Regions from separate parts of the Homo sapiens genome. Here region 2 is linked to region 1. The links are chromatin loops, found by intact Hi-C in ENCODE. Cell type or tissue: PC-3. All regions are shown on one strand. Each heading gives the region's core, and the rest is flanking DNA. Links, peaks and the distances in the headings are about the cores only.

The links. Peaks named below come from ENCODE experiments on the same cell type or tissue, not always from the same donor. Only the 100,000 strongest peaks of a DNase experiment are listed, where the experiment ranks them.
Region 2: a loop joins it to region 1, with 3 times the contacts of the local background. A loop is called at or near these places in 6 of 110 quality-filtered maps.

Annotation. Positions count from the first base shown.
Region 1 is chr5:77,010,389-77,021,497 of GRCh38, reverse strand. No RefSeq gene overlaps it. Among named protein-coding and RNA genes, the nearest start is that of AGGF1, 14 kb to the left of the region's middle. In PC-3, for the core only: a CTCF peak has its summit at 5,133 (motif pointing right); a DNase peak (open chromatin) is centred at 8,697.
Region 2 is chr5:76,785,278-76,796,386 of GRCh38, reverse strand. No RefSeq gene overlaps it. Among named protein-coding and RNA genes, the nearest start is that of F2RL1, 28 kb to the left of the region's middle. In PC-3, for the core only: no CTCF peak of the experiment used is centred there; DNase peaks (open chromatin) are centred at 5,526 and 5,916; H3K4me3 peaks cover 1,539 bases; H3K27ac peaks cover 5,698 bases.

The DNA.
Region 1 (11,109 bases), core at 1,589-9,588:
AAAACTTACCAGAAATTTGGTAAAGAAATGTTTGTGAGACTGGGCACAGTGGCTCACGCCTGTAATCTCAGCACTTTGGGAGGCCGAGGTTGGCAGATCACCTGAGGTCGGAAGTTGCAGACCAGCCTGACCAGCATAGAGAAACCCCGTCGCTACTAAAAATACAAAAATTAGCCGTGCGTGGTGCCGCGTGCCTGTAATCCCAGCTACTTGAGAGGCAGGAGAATTGCTTGAACCTGGTAGGTGGAAGTTGCCATGAGCCAAGATCGCACCATTGCACTCCAGCCTGGGCAACAAGAGCGAAACTCCGTCTCAAAAACAAACAAACAAACAAACAAACAAACAAGGGCCGGGCACAGTGGCTCACTCCTGTTATCCCAGCACTTTGGGAGGCCAAGGCGGGCAGATCACGAGGTCAGGAGATCAGACGATCCTGGCCAACATTGTGAAACCACGTCTCTACTAAAAATACAAAAATTAGCCGGGCGTAGTGGTGCGTGTCTGTAATCCCAGCTACTCGGGAGGCTGAGGCAGGAGAAGCACTTGAATCCGGGAGGCGGAGATTGCGGTGAGCTGAGATCCCGCCACTGCACTACAGCCTGGTGACAGGGTTAGACTCCATCTCAAAAAAAAAAAAAAAAGAAAGAAATGTTTGTGAATATTTTTCAACCAGTATGACATAAAAATGCTCCTGGTGTGTTTTGAAGTTTTGGGCTTTTCTCCTTCCCCTTTGACAAATATTAACCAAGAAGTGATATACAGAAGAAGTTGTAATGATAGTGGAAAGAAGAGGGTAACTGGTTGTGTGTGTATGTGCATGCACATATATATATACTACATGGGTTGATGCAAATTGCAATTGGTTACATTTGCAGATTACCATTTGAGTCAGACTTTTCAAAATGAGTAGTAAAATTTGCTTTTAACTTAAAACTATCCTAGAAATAAAATTTATTTTTAAAATGATTACTGAACAGAATCCCTGTGTATTGAGCACCACCAACACATTCCCATGATAGTAAGGGTTGAGCGTATGCTACTGAATTAAGTTGAAAGACCACTAAGTGCACAGGAAGACCCGAGTTACTTATGGACAGATGTCTGAAGTGGTGTAGGACTGTGGAACTCACAGAGTTTATGAGCTAAAAAAAGTTGTGTGAAACACTGGATATGTGTGATTATTCCTTGGTCCCACTTCTCTCAGCAGGGTGATCATGTCAACGTGAGGTGTGATTAGCACATACACAGCAAGGATATAGCCATTCTGTACTTGGCTCTTTCCCTCTGAGCCCAGGCTTGGCTCCATAATCCTTCTCAACACAATTGCCCCAGGTGGCTATAACCAATCACTGAAACTGTCATGTGGGATGAAGCCTTAAGTCATCTGGGTAAGACCTAGAGAGTTGTGGCACAGGAAACTTACATCTTTAACATGGTTCTACCAATATTCTTGTTCATGCTTATCTCTAAAGTGTAGATAAAATCTTCAAGAAGGTTTGAAGGCAAAATAGAGAAATGTTTATTTGTTCAACAAATATTTGTGGAACACCAACTGTGTGCTAGGCCTGGTGCAAGGCTCTAAGAGGGAGGGGTACAAGGTTGAGTGAAAATAGGTTTAGGTCCTTGTCATTTAAAGTCTAGTGGGAGAGACAGACAAATTAAGAAATCACAAAAAGTGCAATTGTAAAATAAGATTACCAGCATTAGAACTATATCATCCATTGAATGCAATTTATTCTATAGAAGCACAAGTCTAAGAATGTCATGGGAGTTATGTTTAAAGGACAAACATGCTACAGATTATTAGAGAAAATAGAGTAAGTGAAGTCTTGCAACAATTTCTTTGGTTATACTAACTAGACGTTAAAAAAAAAGCAATGCAAATTTTCTTTCAGAGGATCAAAATAGATACCTGAAATATCTATTTCAGGACAAAATAAACACCCTCTCCTTACTAGGTAAACAAAATGTGCTCAGAACCTTTCCACAATTCCCCCACACTCAGACGATCTCCCTGGAGCAGTTACATTCACACAAGTTAGAGTAGAAAGATAGGAATGTTCAAACCATTTTAATATAATAATAACTAGGTATATGATTTTAAAGTAAATTTATATTTTAATGTTTATAACATTATAACAATATTATAATAATATAATAAATATTAAAACAGTTTATAAGGTGATGACATGTTACAATATTATAACAAGTGTTATACAATACTGTTATAATAATAACAATATTATAACAATTATAATAATTTAACAATATAATGTCCAAATATTATAAAATATTACGACAATAATTATATGTTGGCCAGTCATGGTGGCTCATGCCTGTAATCCCAACAGTTTGGGAGGCCAAGGTAGGAGGATCACTTGAGCCCAGGAGTTTGAAATCAGCCTGGGCAACATAAGGAGACAAATAATAATTTAAAAAATTTTAAAAATAAGCCAGGTATGGTGCTGCACTCCTGTGGTCCCAGCTACTTGGGAGGATCATCCGAGCCTGGGAGGTCAAGGCTGCAGTGAACCATGATCACCCCATTGCACTCCAGCCTGGGTGACAAAGCAAGGCTCTCTCTCTCTCTCACTGTGTGTGTGTGTGTGTGTGTGTGTGTGTGTGTGTGTGTATACATACATATGTGTGTGTTATATAACAATTATAAGTCATATAATTAATATAGTATCATTTTCCCTTAGATTCTGTCTGAAAGGAAAGGAATGGGTTCTGAGTCTGATGAACATCAGCCTATCAGAAAAGAACAAAAGACTAGAGTTTGAGGAAAAGCAAGAAGTACCCTAGAGAAGGTTAGGAGCTAAAGGAAGTAAGAATTTTTTCCAAGACCAAAAGGAAACAAGAGGATACAGTAAAGAGGAAACAGGGTCTGGGGCTGGGTTGGGCATTAGGAAAAGGTGTTCAAGAAGAGAGAGAGCGCATTGCCCAGGAAGAACTGGGTGGGCAGATCTGATAAGGGACCACCATGAGGGCTATTGGTGCTCAGGAACTGCTTGGGAGCTGGGCCATCAGCTGCAGTTGGCTCTACTTTCATTCATGGGAGTGTCACCCCTGCCTGCACCAGGGAACTCTGGTAACCATCCTCCCTTGGTGCCCACGAGGACTTCATTCCTCCAGCATCCTCCCCCACTGACTCATAGGAACACTCACTTCATCCCCAGTGAAGCTGGGGAGCCAGCTTCACTACCCAATGCACATAATACCCCAAGACACTCATGAACCGAAGGAGAGGGAGAGGACTGATGGAGTCCTAGATTGGACCCTCAGTGGAGTGGGTGTGAGGAAGCATCTCCCACCTGTACTTGGGGGTGGAGTAGGGTGCTGAATTAATCAAGAAATGTGAAAGCATTTAACTCTGTAGGAGTCTTCTCCTTTCCTCCCTTCCCTTTTTTCCCTGAGGTGGAGCAAGTTATTGACAATTCTCTTATAATATAAAATATTTAAAAATATAAGAAAGGAAATTAAAATGATTCGAAGGAAACATTGGAATGCCACAACTACATATTTACCTTCTTGCTGTTTCAAGGAAGATCCTGGTCATGATCCCATCGTTTATTGATATGTACTTCTCGCCGTGTGTTAGTTCATGAGGATTCAATCTGAGATCATGATGAGTAAATATTTAATTACCAAAGTTATAGATTAGTTTCTTGGAACAGTCTCCTGATGAGCAAGGACAGAATGTAAGCCTAACAACTTCTTTATTATCATCATACACTTATTAAATATAGTCATGGCATTTCATTTGGCATTGAATATGTCTGCATATAAAATAGCCATGAACAAATTAAGATTCATCTGAATGTGTACCAAAACCCTAGAAGAGAAAGACAAAGTTGGATGCTTATGTAGCTCATTAGGGTTACAGAGGATTCCAAATAGTATAGAATTAACTTGATAAATGGGTGAAATGCTTTAGTTGTAACACAGACATGTGTTATGTAGTAAAGTAACAACTTCTAGACAGAGACACGTTAACTAAATCTCAGTTCTGTTACCCACATTAGCTGTGTGACTTTAGGCAAGTTACTTAAGCGCTCTGTGTTTCAGGTTTCCTCATATGTCAGATGGAGATTAAATAATAGAGTGGAAAGCTCTAAATTTAGAACCTAGCACATAGCAAGTTTGCAATGAATATTAATTATTGTTGTTCTGTTTTATAAATAGTGTTTGCTACATGCCAGGAGCTGGTTTAATTACTTTTCAAAAATAATTATTTATGTGCTAGGCACTGTTTTAAGCACTGTATTGATATTAACTCATTTAATTATCATAACAGTCTTGTGGGATAGGTATCATCATCATCATCACCATCATCATCATCATCACCTCCATTTCACAGAGAACAAAAATGAAGTCCAGAGATTAAGTAACTTGCTTAAGATAATACAGCCAGAAAGAGTCAGAGCTGGGATTCAAATTCAGACAGTCTGCTTCCAGAGGCAGTGCTCTTAATTCACATGTTACTGTCTCATCATCGTCATCATCATGAACCATAAATTCAGGTTTATGCATCAGCATGAGGCATTAATGTATACATGTTATTAATTGATTATTAAAGTTTTATCTACACAATAGATGGTTTAATATGATGCGTACATTATTCTTGTAAACTAAATTACATTTTAAGTGCAAAAGTGGGCTTGCTAATGAAAAAGTAGATATAGAACCATTCTAGAAAGCTTAAAAAGATTAATAGGAGCACAAATCTGCAAGGAAAGTTAGAGTTCATTGACAGTTCCCTGTCTTTTTATAGGATGGCCAACAGATCATTCTATTAATACATCCTACTTGCCTCTCAAGTTATTATAATGACCAAATGTGAAAGCGCTTTGTAAACTGTTTTTTAAAAACAAAGCTCTGTAGAAATGTAAGCTATAATGACCTGTCTTTTATACCCTACAAGATTCAGAACAGTATTCATTTGTGTGACATATACATGCATTCACATCCTTGGGAAATTTCTCAAGGGATATATAACATTCTGTCCATGTTGGCTACCACTGGAGAAGTGGGATTTCTGCTCTGACAGGGACTTCATTTCTCTCAGATCCTTTTTACTGAGACCAAATGACGTCTTGAAGAAGTAACACAAAACACAATTGACCAGAAGGTGGCAATAAAGCATTGACATTTTCAAAAGGTTTCAGGCACAAGTTTAAGGACTAACACGGTATTGTCTATCTGAAGAGCCAAAATGTTGCCTGGAGCTTCTAATGGTCCACATTCTGGGCCTGATGTTCTTCAGATGATTATGGAATTAGAGGCCTGTGTTCAACTATGAGGAGCAACTCCCCACCTTCCCACCATCACCCCAGGTGTCCCTACCCTGGAGGAGCCCAGACAAGAGGTGACTTGAATGTAGTGAGATAAATGCCAGTGCCAGGAATGCGCAGGGAGCTCCAGGAATGCTCAGGGTGCTCCAGGAGCAGGACTATTTATCTGAAGAGTATGTCCCCATCTTGGGGCATTATGGGAGGAAATTAACATGAAACTAAGAATCCCCACTTGAGTTAACTTTATTGTGTAAGTGGAATGATTATTGTGATAGTGTAATTATGTTATTTTTAATCCTTTGGTGAAGTTTTCCTATGTACCCATTTTACTGCATCTAGCAATGTGATGTCTTCTTGTTCTTCATCTAAGGAATGGGAAAGAATGTCGGGAGAAACGGGTGTACTCTTTAATTTGGTCCCCCACACCTTCTATCTCAGGTAATCAAAGAAGAGGATCCTAAGAAGACTCCCTTACTTCTGGGAGGTGCACATTAGTGCTGGATAGAGTAGGCTGGGCCCAGGTTTGTTAGAGAAAAAATCATTCTGACCCTTATTAACATGGTAAGGAGGATCCTAATCAGAACTATTGCAATAGGTAAAAGTGTCAAGACCATTGCAATAGGGGAGAGAGACTGGGTTCAACACTGAATACGACAAGAACAAGTGGAGATTTACAGCCAAGGAGCAGGTTGGGAGTAATGGTGGATGGAAATTTACTAAGAAGAGAAATCAAAGACGGGGCATTCTTGCTAGAGTGGCCAAACAAGGCTCTTGCTGAGGGCAGGAAAGGCTGATGAGATATCAAGGGTAGGGTATGAGGAATTTGATTGACATCAACAGCGATCAAATATTGAGGGTGGGGGATTCTCTCTAAATTGACTTTGTGGGATTCTTGTGAAAACTGGGCTATGCACGTTGAGGCCTAGTTGAGAAGAGGGCTCAGGAGAGATTGACTAAAGTTTGGTCAAGGAGAGAGTCTTTGTTAGGTCCAAATGTACAGAGAGCATCAATACCTTATTTTATTATTATTATTTTTTGAGACAGGGTCTTGCTGTGTCACCCACGCTGGGGTGCAGTGGTGTGAATTCGGTTCACTGCAGCCTTGACCTCCCAGGCTCAAGCAATCCTACCACCTCAGCCTCCTGAGTAGCTGGGATCATAGGGAAGCACCACTGTGCCTGGCTAATTTTTGTATTTTTACTACAGATGGGCACTTGCCCTATTGCCCAGGACAGTACCTTAATTTAATGCAGAATCTGCTTCATAAACTGGCAGAGTTTTGATCTTCTGCCAAGTGGCTAGACAGCCACAGAGATTCAGTGGGAATATGAATGTTTGTATATTTTGCCATATATATTTTATTCCAATATAAAATTGTTAGAGAATTTATTTGCATAAACTTATAAGAACATGTGTTTGGGTACTTCTCTTTAACAGCACAGTTCTTACTTCAATTAATCTGTATATATTGATAAGCAATGTACCTCACCTGTGTTATGGCTGTGTTGCTTTTGCTGGGAACTTGAAGAACCAAGCGTGTTTATGGGAGACGTGTAGGCTGGCTTACACCCTGACTTTCAAAAACCAGGTTAATCCTTAGCTCTTTAGCAGTTCTAACTAGGATGATACAATAGCTGGAAGATTAAAATATAATTAAATAGTAATCCATAGCCTTCTGAAGACCCTTATTTAAAAAAAAAAAAAAACCACAGAACAAAGACGTGCTAAGTATCTTCAAGTTTTTATGGGGTTTAAGTATGCACATGCTTATTAAACTCTTTCTGTGTCATTAACTTTGTAGGTGCCATTCTCTTTTTTCTTTTTTTTTAGAGATGGGGTCTTACTTTGTTGCCCAGACTGGAGTGCAGTGGTGCAATCATGGCTCACTGCAGCCTCAAACTTCTGGGCTCAAGCAATCTTCCCACATCAGCCCACCTAGTAGTTGGGACCACAGGTGAATGCCACCATGCCTGGCTAACTTTATTTTTTTATTTTTTATTTTTTTAGAAATGGAGTCTTGCTATATTGTCCAATCTGGTCTCAAACTCCTGGGCTCAAGCGATCCTCCCACCTCAGCCTCCAAAAGTGCTGGGATTACAGGTGTAAGCCATCATGCCCAGCCTTGTAGGTGTCATTTTCAGTGATGGCTAATGTGAATGTAATATTGGATAATTCAGGAATTAACGCATACTGATGTAGAGAAAAGTGGTATGTGAAGCTGTGTCTGCATCTTGTGCTCACTTGTCAAATTGAATAATGTTAGCTACAGCATTATATCACAGACAAAAGACAATAATTACAAAACAGCAGACAAAGGAGCTTTAATTAATCACAGCAGATGATACCGGTGAACCAATTCATTTGAAAACATGTAACTTGTATAATTTATCCTCCCTTCCTATATGAACCATGCCATTGGCTCACCAAATGATAGATGAAGGGAAATTTCTCTTTATAGAAAGATTTCAAGTGATAAGTAAAGAAGGAATGGTGGAATTAGAATATCAGCATTTCATAGCCCCTAATAAATTAATGGACCTAAATATCAATCATCAATATCTGCAAACCAGATATTATGTGTCTCTTGACAGAGGCCCATAACAATACCTACAAATTTGTCCTGCCCCAGAATTCTAAACTGAATCTGCACGCAAGCCTCTACCAATTTATAGGAAGTCAAATATTCTCACTTGAATGGGCATATCTCAGGTTTGATCATATAATTTGAGGACCTGGAGGTGGCCAAAGGGTTGTGGAAAAGCACATGTTCCCATTCTTCCAGCTTGATCCCTCTCAGAGATTTTTGACATGACTAAGAGGTTACCCACCCGCCCCCACTACCCAGCCAAGAAAATGAAGCTCCACCTTAAATGCTTACAGGATTCACTTGAGAATCTTTTAAAATGACCAATGTGTGGTTTCACCTTGACCTATTGAAGCAGGACTTTGGAGATATGGCCTAGTACATTTCAAAAGCTGCCCAGGCAATTCCAATGGGCAACCAGGGTAAAGAATATATTTGGAGACGCACAAAAAGGCAGGATAAAATGATCATTCTACATATTTGCGTAGTAAGTTGAATTTTCAAAAACTCAACAACCTTTCCCATTGCTTCATTGACCCCCTGAAGCCCATCTATGAACCCAGAATAGGAATGGTTATCAGCATAAAAAGCAAAGCTGAAATGGAGAGGTCATTCAGAAGGGAAATAAGATAGGACCGATCCAAGCTCCAAGATGGAATCACTCAAGAGCAGGAGTGAGATCTGGCAACACCATGTAGTGAAGTCTCAAACTGGTTGGCAGGCAGTGGAAGTCTAATAGGATGATAAGGATGAGGCTCAGGAAGGTGCAGGCTGCAAGGTGAGTCAGACTGCGGGTTGCCCCATAGCAGAGGCCAGGAACCTTGAGTCTCTTGAGTCAGAGGACTGCCACAGGAAGAGGTCCAGCATGAGTTTCCTGGAAAACAGGTTGACTGTGAAGTCTTCTTTGCAGAAGCAAAGGCATCAGTGGGCCATGCATGAAGCTCTTTTGTTTCATGAGGAACACTTGCTAAGAAGAATTAGGTTCTCTCCTACTCATGTAGACACTGATGCTGTGGAAATCTGCTTTGTGAGTTAAGGTCAAAGAGGGAGATGGTAAGTCAGGAACTGAACATTTCCTGGGTACTTACCATGTGCCAAATTCTTTCACCTATTTCTTTGGTGAATTTTTTGCTCTAAACTGGGACCTCTCAGTCTGAGGGAAGGCACACATCCATGTTAGACAGATTTGGCTCACTTTGAATGTTCTAGTTTATATCCTTCCAAAATAGAGTTAATTGGGGCTCGAAGGATATTTTTTAATGTACCAGGGATTTTGTTTTGGTTTAGTTAGGATGAGACAAATAGATCAGAAGACTATTGCCATTGAAAATACAGCTTGTGGTGGGGTGCAGTGGCTCACACTTGTAAATCCAGCTCTTGGGAGGCTGAGATGGGATGATTACTTGAGCCTAAGACTTTGAGACCAGCCTGGGCAACTAGTGAGACACCATCTCTACATAAATAATAATAATAATAATTAAAATTTAGCTGGACATAGTGGTGCCTGCAGTTCCAGGTACTGGAAAGGCTGAGGCAGGAGGATCACATGAGCCCAAGAATTCAAGACTACAGTGAGATATTATCGTGCCACTGCACTCCATCCTGAATGACAGAGGGAGACCCTGTCTTAAAAAAAAAAAAAAAGAATAAATAAAATTCACAGCTCCCAAGAATAGGGGGCGAGCCACACAGGGAAGCACCAGAGTTGATCAGGAGAGAGAAGGAAGGAGGGAAAAGCTTGTATTGTGTTTCCATGGAAGGAATGGGTGAGGAAGGGTGAGCAGCTGAGCAGGCTGGGCACGCACTGGATACATTGAAGAATCTCGGCGGGCTCTGAACTACAGGGTGATCTCTGGTTAGCCAGTACCTGGGTCTGGGGTGGCTGAGGAGAAGGGGATAGTGTCCCAGGCTGCAGAAGCCTGATATAAAGAGGTGGGTGGGGTATGGGCCCAGATTGGTTGGTTTGCATATCAAAGGTATGCTCTCACAGGCAAGTTGCTTGCCATCTATAGGAATCAGCTGCGCCCTGTGAGGGACAGTTTCTCCTCAGGTCGGCAAGGGCCCAAGATGACAAAGCTTCATAAAATAAAAAAATTTAAAAAAAAAATTAAACATGATTAATACAAAAAGCCTTATTTCTAACTTCTAAAATACTGTCTATGTCAACCAACAAAGTAACTCATATAATTGGAAAGCATTGAATAAGCAACATCATCTGATTTAATCTAATTAATACTAGTAGGTAACATTTCACTAGTTTCTTCTATGTGCAACCTCTTGTGCTAAGTACTTCAATGCTTAATTGTATTTAAGACACATATTTTTATCTTGATTGTAATAGTAGTTACATGAATCTATACATGGGATGAAATGCCATAGAATTATGTAAAACCCTACCCTTGCTCCCGAAAGAAGAGTGTGTGCAAAAACTGGTGAAATTTGAGTATGAACTGAGTCTAGTTAATTGCATTGTGCCAATCAATTTCCTGGTTTTGATAGTGAACTGTAGTTATGGAAGATGTCACCATTGGGGTAAGCTAGGTGGTGGATACCTGGTACCTCACTATACTGTTCTTGCAACTTCTTATGAATCTACAATTATTTCAAAATAAAAAGTTAAAAGAAAACGCTTTGACACCAATATTATTTTGCCCATGAGGAAATTGAGGCTTGGTGAGAGGTTAAGTAACCTGCCTAAGGTCACTCAGCTAGTAAGTGACAGTGTGATTCTAACCCAGAGCCAACCTCCCATCAACATAGATTATATTATTCAACATAATCTTTAAATAAAATATATGGGATGTGTCCAGGTTCCAATATGATCTGAAAAGTATGTAAATAAATTCAATTATACGATGGTGCTTGAAAGTTAAAACTGCAGCATACTTAAAACTTAGTATAGAAATTGTGACCGGTCTGTATCAAGAAACAATGAGATGATGGCACTCCATTTTATAGGTTTCTTTCAGCAATGAATTGTAAAATGTCAACACTTTCCTTTTTACTATTGAAATACCAGAGATCAGATTAATGGTTATATAAAGGTTTTATTCATTTACCAAGAAAAATTTTAGATCTGAGTCATAAATAACAGACAATGCACTTATTTTGTACAATTTAATCCTCTCTAATGGCAAAAAAAAATCTGGCGACACATTTCCAGAATTCTAATTCCATTGTAAGTAGATGAATCATAGCACTTTGTATGACATACTTGTTAAAAAGCGTTTT
Region 2 (11,109 bases), core at 1,959-9,958, 230 kb after region 1:
TGAAGCTAGGTTGAAAACCTGGCACTGAACTTTACCAGTGGGGTGACCTTGAGGCAAATGACTTAGACCTTCTAGCCTTTTACTTCCAAGTGGGCCAGGCCTCACCCCAGACCTCCTGAATCAGGATCTGAATTTTAACAAGATCCACCAGTGATGCATAGATACTTTAAAGTTTAAGAAGCTATCATCTAACCCTCAGTCTTCTTGTTGGTAAAATTGGGTGAGCAGTGGCCTAGCTTGGTGGCTCACGCCTGTAATCCCAGCACTTTGGGAGGCTGAGGTGGGCGGATCATGAGGTCAGGAGTTCAAGACCAGCCTGGCCAACATGGTGAAACTAAAAATATAAAAATACAAAAAGTACAAAAATTAGCCAGGCATGGTGGCAGTCGCCTATAATCCTAGCTACTCGGGAGTCTGAGGCAGGAGAATCACTTGAATCGGGGGGGCCCGGAGGTTGCAGTGAGCCGAGATCGCACCACTGCACTGCAGCCTGGGCAACAGAGCAAGACTCCATCTGAAAAAAAAAAAAAAAAGAAAAAGAAAAACCAGACAGGGTCTTGCTCTGTCACTCAGGCTGGAGTGCATGGGCATGATCATAGCTCACTGCAGTCTCAACCTCCTAGGCTCAAGTGATCCTCCCACCTCAGCCTCCCAAATAGCTGGTACTACAGGTGTATACCACCACACCTGGCTAATTAAAAAAATTTTTTTGCCGGGTGCCGTGGCTTACGCCTGTAATCCCAGCACTTTGGGAGGTTGAGATAGATCGCCTGAGGTCAGGAAGTGGAGACCAGCCTGACCAACATGGAGAAACTCTGTCTCTACTAGAAATACAAAAATTAGCCAGGCGTGGTGGAACATGCCTGTAATCCCAGCTACTCGGGAGGCTGAGGCAGGAGAATCACTTGAACCTGGGAGGCAGAGGTTGTGGTGAACCGAGATCGCGCCATTGCACTCCAGCCTGGGCAACAAGAGCAAAACTCCATCTAAAAAAAAAAAAAAAATTTTTTTTTTAGAGACAGGGTCTTGCTATGTTACTCAGGCTGGTCTCAAACTCCTGGGCTCAAGCAATCCTTCTGCCTCAGCCTCCAAAGGACTGGTGTTGGCCCGTGAAATGTGAGTAAAATTTACAGCATGCTAGTTTTAAGTGAAGACCTTAAAAGGCTTCCTGTTTTTCTGCTCACACCTTTGCATTCCTGTGGTCTTCCATGAGAAAAAATATCTCCCAGAAGCTACTGATCTGAGAAAAATGAGAAAACACGTGCAGCAGACCTAACCCAACTCATAGCCTGAACCCAGGCCCAGCCAAGCCCAGCGGGGCACTCAGAGACCCAGTGGAGCCATGGGCCCATGAAGGAGAAAATAAATGTTTGTTGTTGTAAACTGCCAAGATTTTGAATTTGGTTAGGCAGCACAAACTATTTCACTCTGAGTGATGAAATCATCCGAATCATCATCATCTCTGAATGATGAAATAGTTGATTTTTATTTCCTTCCCTATTATTTTCCGTATTTTCCAAGTATATTTGAATGAGTTTGTATTATTTTAAAGAAAAAAGATAAGCCGGGTGCTGTGGCTCATGGCTGTAATCCCAGCACTTTGGGAGGCTGAAGCCTGCGGATTGCTTGCGGTTGGGAGTTCAAGACCAGCCTGGCCAACATAGTGAAACCCTGTCTCTACTAAAAATACAAAAATTAGCCGGGCATGGTGGTGGGCACCTGTAATCCCAGCTACTTGGGAGGCTGAGGCAGGAGAATCATTTGAACCTGGGAAGTGGAGGTTTCAGTGAGCTGAGATCGCATCACTGCACTCCAACCTGGGCGACAGAGACTCCGTGGAAGGAAGGGAGGGAGGGAGGAAAGGAAGGAAGCAAGGAAGGGAGGGAGACAGGGAGGGAGGGATAAAGATAAATAAAAAAGAAGAAAGATACATAAAAAAGGAGGGCCTTCACTATTATGATACAAGATCAAACTCACCTGAACTTACAAAAAGAATGTAAGGCTGGGTGCCATTGCTCATGCCTATAATCCCAGCACTTTGGGAGGCCAAGGTAGGAGGATTGCTTGAGCCCAGGAGTTTGGGACCAGCCCAATCAACATAGTGAGACCCCCATCTCTACAAAAAATAGAAAAAATTAATCCCAGCTACTTGGCAGGCTGAGGTGGGAGGATCACTTGAACCCAGGAAGTTGAGGCTGCAGTGAGTCGTGGTTGTACCACTGCACTCCAGCCTGGCCAACAGAGTGAGACTCTGTCTCAAAAAAAAAAAAAAAAAAAGGAATTTATAAGATTGTTAAAACAACTTTGAATGGTGGCTCACACTTGTAATCCCAGCACTTTGGGAGGCCGAGGCAGGCAGATCACAAGGTCAGGAGATCAAGACCATCCTGGCTAACATGGTGAAAACCCATCTCTATTAAAAATACAAAAAATTAGCTGGGCATGGTGGCAAGCACCTGTAGTCCCAGCTACTTGGGAGGCTGAGAGAGGAGAATCGCTTGAATCCCGGAGGCGGAGGTTGCAGTGAGCCAAGATCGTGCCACTGCACTCCAGCCTGGGTGACAGAGTGAGACTCCGTCTCAAAAAAAATAAAAAATAAAAACAACTTTGAAAACACAAGTATGCTAATTTACATGTATTTTCTCTCATTTCCCTCTCTCTGCACAGTTAACAATGAAGTCAGCATTCACATTTCTATGGCTTTGAATATATGTCTAGTGTTTTGAAAGAGCAGCTATTTCTAAGATTGTGTTTTAGGATCTGATAATATTGTCAGAGGCAGTTAAACCAGAGCAACTCCATCTTGAATAGGGGCTGGGTAAAATGAGGCTGAAAACTGGGCTGCATTCCCAGATGGTTAAGGCATTCTAAGTCACAGGATGAGATATGAGGTCGGCACAAGATACAGGTCATAAAGACCTTGCTGATAAAACAGGTTGCAGTAAAGAAGCCGAAACCAGCCAGGCGCGGTGGCTCATGCCTGTAATCCCAGCACTTTGGGAGGCCAAGGAGAGCAGATTACCTGAGGCTGGGAGTTCGAGAGCAGCCTGGCCAACATGGAGAAACTCTGTCTCTACTAAAAATACAAAATTAGCCGGGCGTGGTGGCACATGCCTGTATTCCCAGCTACTCGGGAGGCTGAGGCAGGAGAATCGCTTGAACCTGGGAGGCGGAGGTTGTAGTGAGCCGGGATCACACCATTGCACTCCAGCCTGGGCAACAAGAGTGAAACAACATCTCAAAAAAAAAAAAAAAAAAAAAAAAAAGAAGCCAAAACCCACCAAAAATCAAGATGGCCACGAGAGTGACCTCTGGTCATCCTCACTGCTATGCTCCCACCAGTGCTGTGACAGCTTACAAATGCCATGCCAACATCAGGAAGTTACCCTACATGGTCTAAAAAGGAGAGGCATGAATAATCCACCCCTTGTTTAGCATATCATCAAGAAATAACCAGTCCAGTTACAGTGGCTCACACCTGTAATCTCAGCACTTTGGGAGGTCGAGACAGGCAGATCACCTGAGGTCGGGAGTTCAAGACCAGCCTGGCCAACATAGTGAAACCCCATCTCTACTAAAAAAAATACAAATATTAGCTGGGCATGGTGATGGGCGCTTGTAATCCCAGCTACTTGGGAGGCTGAGGCAGGAGAAATGCTTGAACTCGGGACGCGGAGGTTGCAGTGAGCCGAGACCGGGCCATTGCACTCTAGCCTGGGCAACAAGAGTGAAACTCCATCTTAAAAAAAAAAAAAAAAAAAAAGATAAGAAGAAAAAAAACATAAAAATTGGCAACCAGCAGCCCTCGGGGCTGCTCTGTCTATGGAGTAGCCATTCTTTTTTCCTTTACTTTCCTAATAAACTTGCTTTCACTTTACTCTATGGACTCAATCTGAATTCTTTCTTGCGCAAACTCCAAGAACCCCCTCTTGGGGTCTGGATCGGGACCCCTTTCCTGTAACAATATCACACAGAAAGGCAAGCTCAGGAGCCTGGAAGACTTTACTCAGATTGAAAGAATTAACACAGACTGAATTCTCTCTCAAGGGGTGATCCTCTAAGAATTCTTTCCTTTCCTATCATCTTTGGTCAGAATAATTTTTTGCTTAATTGATTTTTCTTATTCATTATGGAACATAGTGGGGTGAGAATAGAATCAAGGAAGCAGGAAGGGAACCATCCAAGGAAGAGATGAAGGAAGCAGACGGGGAAGGGAAGAAGACAGATGGGAATGAAGAAAATGGGCCGGAAAGAGGAAACTGATAAGGAGAAGTGGGGAAAAGAGGCAGTAGATAAACCAGGAGGGCTTGGGCCTTGGCCTAGAGAACTGGTGAAAGAGGCTTTTGTTGCTGTTGTGAAACGGGCCCCATTCAAGTCTTCCCTGCTCCCTGAAGCATCTCCAGCCCACTCTGGTGTTTACATCTTCTGAGTTCTGAATTCTGGTCCAGATCTCTTCCCTGAGCTCCACCCTCATCAATCTGATCTCCACCTTGGTGTCTAGTAGATATCTCCAATGCGTCTGACCTTCCCCAACCCTATGTAAGCTCTATGAGGCAGAGATTTGGTGTTGGTTTGTTCACTGCTGTATCCCAGAAGCATGCTTGGCACCAAGCAGACATTCAATAACTATTAGTTGAGTGGATGAATTAATAAACTCCTGTAGCAGCAACAGGCAAGAGTACACAATATGCTTTTACTGCATTGGAATGCTGATGTTTCCTGCTTGTTTAATTTTCCCAGCAGAACTGCAAAAACCCTTTAAGATCAGGGATGCTGTGCTTTTATATTCCTGTTGGCGTTTAGCACACAGCTGTGCCCATTGGTGATTTGTTGACTGATTAAACAGCAAGTCCCACCAACAGTACAAGCTCATGGCTAAAGCCACCTTTCTCAAAGAGTAGGAATCACATGCTAACTCAAGAAAAAAAATATGTTAATTCATATCCACAAACTTCTAAGCACTTCAGCTTGGGCCTTGTGTCATCTTAGTGGTATAATAGTTTTCCTATGTTTGATTCTTGTCCTCTTTAATAGAGTACGTCTCATTTACACATCTGGATTTTAAGCAGAGTTTTTGAGTCTTACTCTCCTCCTATCAGGCCTTCAGTGGCTCACCAGCACGATGTGAGCACACATGAGAAGCTCAGCCCACTCCTGCCTGTAGGCTTCTGACTTTGATTAAAGATAGAGGCCATGCAGTGCTGGAAGCCCCTTGCATACTATGATACAAATCCTTCAAATCCCTGCTAGGCTGAAAGATGGGGTTCTGATTTGCTGCTAGTGACATCACCCTTCTGGTAACCTTCCTCTCCAGATGTGCCTCTGCTCTGTTTATCTTAGAGCCTCATTTCACAGCAGCAAGAAGACACAACAGGAAGCCAATGTCTGAAGCTGTTCCCATCCATGCCAGTTTCTCATAGCCTGTCTTTGACACAAGAGCAGCTCAGAGTCAATTATGTTGGATTCATTCACTAGGAACTTTTTCCCACCAGAGTCCTTGTTGTGGGTGGAGCAGTCTTTTGTTCTAGCTGGTTTGCTGTCTCTGTGGAATTGCTATCAGAATGGCTGTTTGCTATTGGAATGACTAAGAGCTGCATCATTGCTACGTTAGGAAGCAATTATCTGAAAACAAATTCATTTTCTGAGTCATCTAGCCGATTTAGCCTGTGCCACTCTTTCCCCCTTCCACCCCCTAACATTTCACCAGTTAAACAACTAAAATGTCCTCCTATTCATACCTCCTGCTCTATTTGTCAGGAGATTATATATCTGGTTTAGATGGATCAACAGAGTTATTACTTTTCCCTGTGTTACTCAGTCTGTCCTATTCTAATCCTAGATTTATTTTCGAAAGACACATGGTTTTCTGGATTATTTTATCTGGCTTTCACTCCTTTGTGTGCTAGGTGACTAACATTGCACTCATGAGCTCAGCATCCTTGCTTCCTTCTTTCTGCCTTGTTTTAAAGGTATAATATTTTCACATCTTCTTCATATTGCGTATTTGTTTCCTGTGACTGCAGTAACAAATTACCATAAACTAGATAGTTTAAAACAACAGAAATATATTCTCTCACTGTTCTGGAAGCCAGAAGTCTGAAATCTGTATCACTGGTGGAAGCGAGCTGTCAGCAGGGCTGTGGGCCTTTGGAAGGCTCTAGGGAGAATCTGCTTCTTGTCCCTTCCGGCTCCTGGTGGCTGCTGGCTCTCCTTGACATGTGGCCGTATTATTCTAATTTCTGCCTTGGTGGCCACGTTGCCTCCTCTCTTGCTGTGCGTCTAATCTCCCTTTGCCTGGCTTGTGCAAGGACACTTGTGATGGTCCACCCAGATAATCCAGGATAATCTCCCCATGGCAAGATCCTTAAATTAGTCACATACACAAAGCCCGTTTTTCCTTATACAGCAACATTTACAAGTGCTAGGGATTAGGGACTGCTATCTCTGGATGACCATTATTCAGCCAACCACACTTTCAATTCCCTGCTCTCCACAATGCACAGAATATTTTGTATGTAGATTAAAAAGTTGGTGAGGAAGATAAGGGAAGAAAGAGCAAAAGAAAGGAAATAGAGGATAGTCAAAGAGGATTTTTTTGTAATCCTAGCGCTTTGGGAGGCCCAGGAGGGTGGATTTCCTGAGCTCAGGTGTCCGAGACCAACCTGGGCAACCCAGTGAAACCTCATCTCTACTAAAAGACAAAAAAATAGCCAGATGTGACGGCGTGCGCCTGTAGTCCCAGCTACTCGGGAAGCTGAGGCAGGAGAATTGCTTGAACCCAGGAGGCGGAGGTTGCAGTGAGCTGAGATTGTGCCACTGCACACTGTCAGGCTTCTGAGCCCAAGCCTGCAAGTATACATCCAGATGGCCTGAAGCAACTGAAGAATCACAAAAGAAGTGAAAATGGCCGGTTCCCGCCTTGACTGATGACATTACCTTGTGACATTCCTTTTCCTGGACAATAAGTCTCCAGAGCTCCCCACCGAGCACCTTGTGACCCCCGCCCCTGCCAGCAAGAGAACAACCCCCTTTGACTGTAATTTTCCACTACCTACTCAAATCCTATAAAACTGCCCCACTGCTAACTCCCTTTGCTGACTCTCTTTTCGGACTCAGCCCACCTGCACCCAGGTGATTAAAAAGCTTTATTGCTCACACAAAGCCTGTTTGGTGGTCTCTTCACATGGATGCACATGACACACACCAGCCTGGGTGACAGAACTAGACTCTGTCTAAAAAAAGGCCAAGCGCTGTGGCTCATGCCTGTAATCCCAGCACTTTGGGAGGCCGAGGCGGGTGGATCATGAGGTCAGGAGATCGAGACCATCCTGGCTAACACAGTGAAACACCATCTCTACTAAAAATACAAAAAAACTTAGCCGGGTGTGGTGGCGGGCGCCTGTAGTCCCAGCTACTCGGGAGGCTGAGGCAGGAGAATGGCACGAACCCCTGAGGCAGAGCTTGCAGTGAGCCGAGATTGCACCACTGCACTCCAGCCTGGGTGACAGAGAGAGACTCCTTCTCAAAAAAAAAAAAAAAAGAGTGGCCGAGATCGCACCCCTGCACTCCAGCCTGGGTGACAGAGAGAGACTCCTTCTCAAAAAAAAAAAAAAAAAGAGTGTTTTGTTTTTTTTTTGGCTGTGATTTCCTTTTGGCAATAGAGTGGCCCTCCTGGCATGGGCTCCTGCTTCCTGCTTCCTGCTTCCTGGGGAAATATGAGCTTGCAGGAGGTACCCTACTCTGGCAGCCGAAGGACGCACAGACATTCTTTTCCCCTTCTCCTTGGTAGTTGGGGCACTGGCATATGATACCGGCTACACCAATCAGACATTCCTACCCAGGATTTTTGACTTTTGAGGGCATTAGTACCTGCATGTCAGGAGAATGACAGATTGTTTCCAGGGTGGCAGGGTCAAGAGTCCAGGAGCAGCAAGGGCCCGTGTCTGGCGGCTGTGGCAGTGGCACTTGCCTCCTACTCTGACTGTTGCAGTGGCAAGACCTGTCCGAGTTCTTTCTCTGCTTTTTGGTCTCCCCAGGTTCCTGCTCACTCCCCTACCCTTGTTCTCCCACATATCTGCATATTCAGTGACCTGCTGAGTACCCAGCCAGGACATTCCAAATTATTTATTATTATTATTATTTTACGTATTTATTTATTTTGAGATGGAGTTTCGCTCTTGTTGCCCAGGCTGGAGTACAATGGTGCGATCTTGGCTCACTGCAACCTCCGCCTCCCAGGTTCAAATGATTCTTCTGCCTCAGCCTCCCGAGTAGCTGGGATTACAGGCATGTGCCACCAAGTTTGGCTAATTTTGTATTTTTGGTAGAGATGGGATTTCTCCATGTTGGTCAGGCTGGTCTTGAACTCCCGACCTCAGGTGATCTGCCCTCTAAGGCATCCCAAAGTGCTGTGATTACAGGCGTGAGCTACTGGGCCAGACCTATTATTATTATTTGGAGGCAGGGACTCACTCTGTTGCCCAGGCTGGAGTGCAGGGGCATGATCTCGGCTCACTGAAATCTCTGCCTCTTGGGCTCAAGTGATCCTCCCACCTCAGCCTCCCAAGTAGCTGAGACTATAGGCACACACCACTATGCCCCGCTAATTCTTATTTTTTTTGTAGAGATGAGGTTTTGTCATGTTGCCTAGGCTGGTCTTGAACTCCTCGGCTCAAGTCATCTGCCTGTCTCGACCTCCCAAAGTGCTGAGATTACAGGTGTGAGCCACTGCACCTGGCTTATCCCAAATTTTTAGTTTAGTAGGCAGTTAACTTGGCTGAACTCAAATTCTGAATTTTGCCTCCCCCGTGGTGAGTGAACAGCTGAAGCCTCTGTTATTTTAGCCTTATCTGAACTGCTTGGAGTCTACCCTGTGCATGCATAGTTGGAGATCTGCCAGATACTTGGGTAGCCTCCCCCTGCAGCTGGGAACCAGAGTTGTCAGGTGTGCTGTCCTGAGCCAATATATACACATATACAAATGAATTGGCTCATGTAGTTATGGAGGTTGAGAAATCCCAAGATCTGCAGTTGCCAAGCTGGAGACCCAGGGGAACAAATGATGTAAATTCCAGTCCAAGTCCAAGCCCAAAGGCAGAAGCCTAATGTTCCCAGCGCAAAAACAGTCAGCCAGAGAGAACAAATGTTGTTATATTCAGCCTTTTTGTTGTATTCAGGCCTTCAACGATTGAATGAGGCCCACAGACATGGGGGAGGGCAATTTGCTTAACTCAGTCAACCTATAGAAATGTTCATTTCATCCAGAAACACCCTCAGCGTTACACTCAGAATAATGTTTAACCAAATATCTGAGCATCCCGTGGTCCAGTCAAGTTGACACATAAAATGCACAGATAAAATCCAGACTTTTTTTTTTTCTTTTGAGACGGAGTCTCACTCTGTTGCCCAGGCTAGAGTGCAGTGGTGCGATCTTGGCTCACTGCAAGCTCTGCCTCCTGGGTTCATGCCATTCTCCTGCCTCAGCCTCCCAAGTAGCTGGGACTACAGGCACCAACCACCACGCCCGGCTAATTTTTTGTATTTTTAGTAGAGACGGGGTTTCATCGTGTTAGCCAGGATTGTCTCGATCTCCTGACCTCGTGATCCAACCGCCTCGGCCTCCCAAAGTGCTGGGATTACAGGCGTGAGCCACTGCACCCGGCCTTTTTTTTTTTTTTTTTTTTTTTTTTTTGAGATGAAGTTTCGCTCTTGTTGCCCAGGCTGGAGTGCAATGGCGCGATCTTGGCTCACTGCAACCTCCGCCTCCTAGGTTCAAGCGATTCTCCTGCCTCAGCCTCCCGAGTAGCTGGGATTACAGGCACCCGCCACCATGCCCGGCTAATTTTTGTATTTTTAGTAGAGACGGAGTTTCACCACGTTGGCCAGGCTGGTCTCGAACTCCTGACCTCAGGTGATCCGCCTGCTTCGGCCTCCCAAAGTGCTGGGATTATAGGCGTGAGCCACCACACCCGGCTAAAATCCAGACTTTTATGGCAGATGGAAAGGCAAGGGAAGCTGGTTAAAATGAAGATTCTTCGGATCCACCGGTCACCTGCTGAATCTTTGCCCCAAGAAATCTGTGTTTTTAACAAGTTTCTCAGGCCAGGTGCGATGGCTCATGCCTGTAATCCCAGCACTTTGGGAGGCTGAGGCAGGTGGATCACCTGAGGTCAGGAGTTCGAGACCAACCTAGTCAACATGACAAAACCGTGTCTTTACTAAAAATACAAAAACTAGCCAGGCTTGGTGGTGGGCACCTGTAATCCCAGCTACTCGGAAGGCTGAGGCAGGAGAATCGCTTGAACCCAGGAGGCAGAGGTTGCAGTGAGCTGAGACTGTGCCACTGCACTGCAGCCTGGCGACAGAGCGAGACTCTGTCTCAAAAAAAAAGGAGCGTCTCAAAGATTTCTGATTTACATTATAATAGAACTGCTGCTTGAGATTCTGGAAAGATTCATTAATTTCATAATATATGGACTTAACACTCAATCTGAAGGATGTTAGAATAACAAGAATAATCATGGGAAATGGTCGAGGTCTTTCTCCTGATGGTATACGGGCCATTTTCAAGTGGGATGGGAGTAGTTAATGTGTGATCTATGTGTTGATCTCATACAGGGCAGAAACCAATTTGAGCAAGTAATGCCCCAGGGCACACCCCCTTACTCACCCACACCTCAAAATAATTTTACCAACTGTTTGTTCAAAGTCCAAGTGACAAAGGGCAGTGCTGGTTGTCATTGTTCTTGGGTGAGTCATACTATACTGCTTTCTAATTCTTCTTCCTCCTCAAACCTGCTTTCTTCCCATCTTCTAGGGGTTGAGGATTGTTTTTTTTTTAATCACACTCCACAAATGTGAACCTTCTTCTTTTTTTTTTTTTTTTGAGACGGAGTCTTGCTCTGTCGCCCAGGTTGAAGTGCAGTGGCGTGATCTCTGCTCACTGCAAGCTCCGCTTCCCGGGTTCACGCCATTCTTCTGCCTCAGCCTCCCAAGTAGCTGGGACTACAGGCACCTGCCACCACGCCCGGCTAGTTTTTTGTATTTTTAGTAGAGATGGGGTTTCACCGTGTTAGCCAGAACGGTCTCGTTGTCCTGACCTCGTGATCC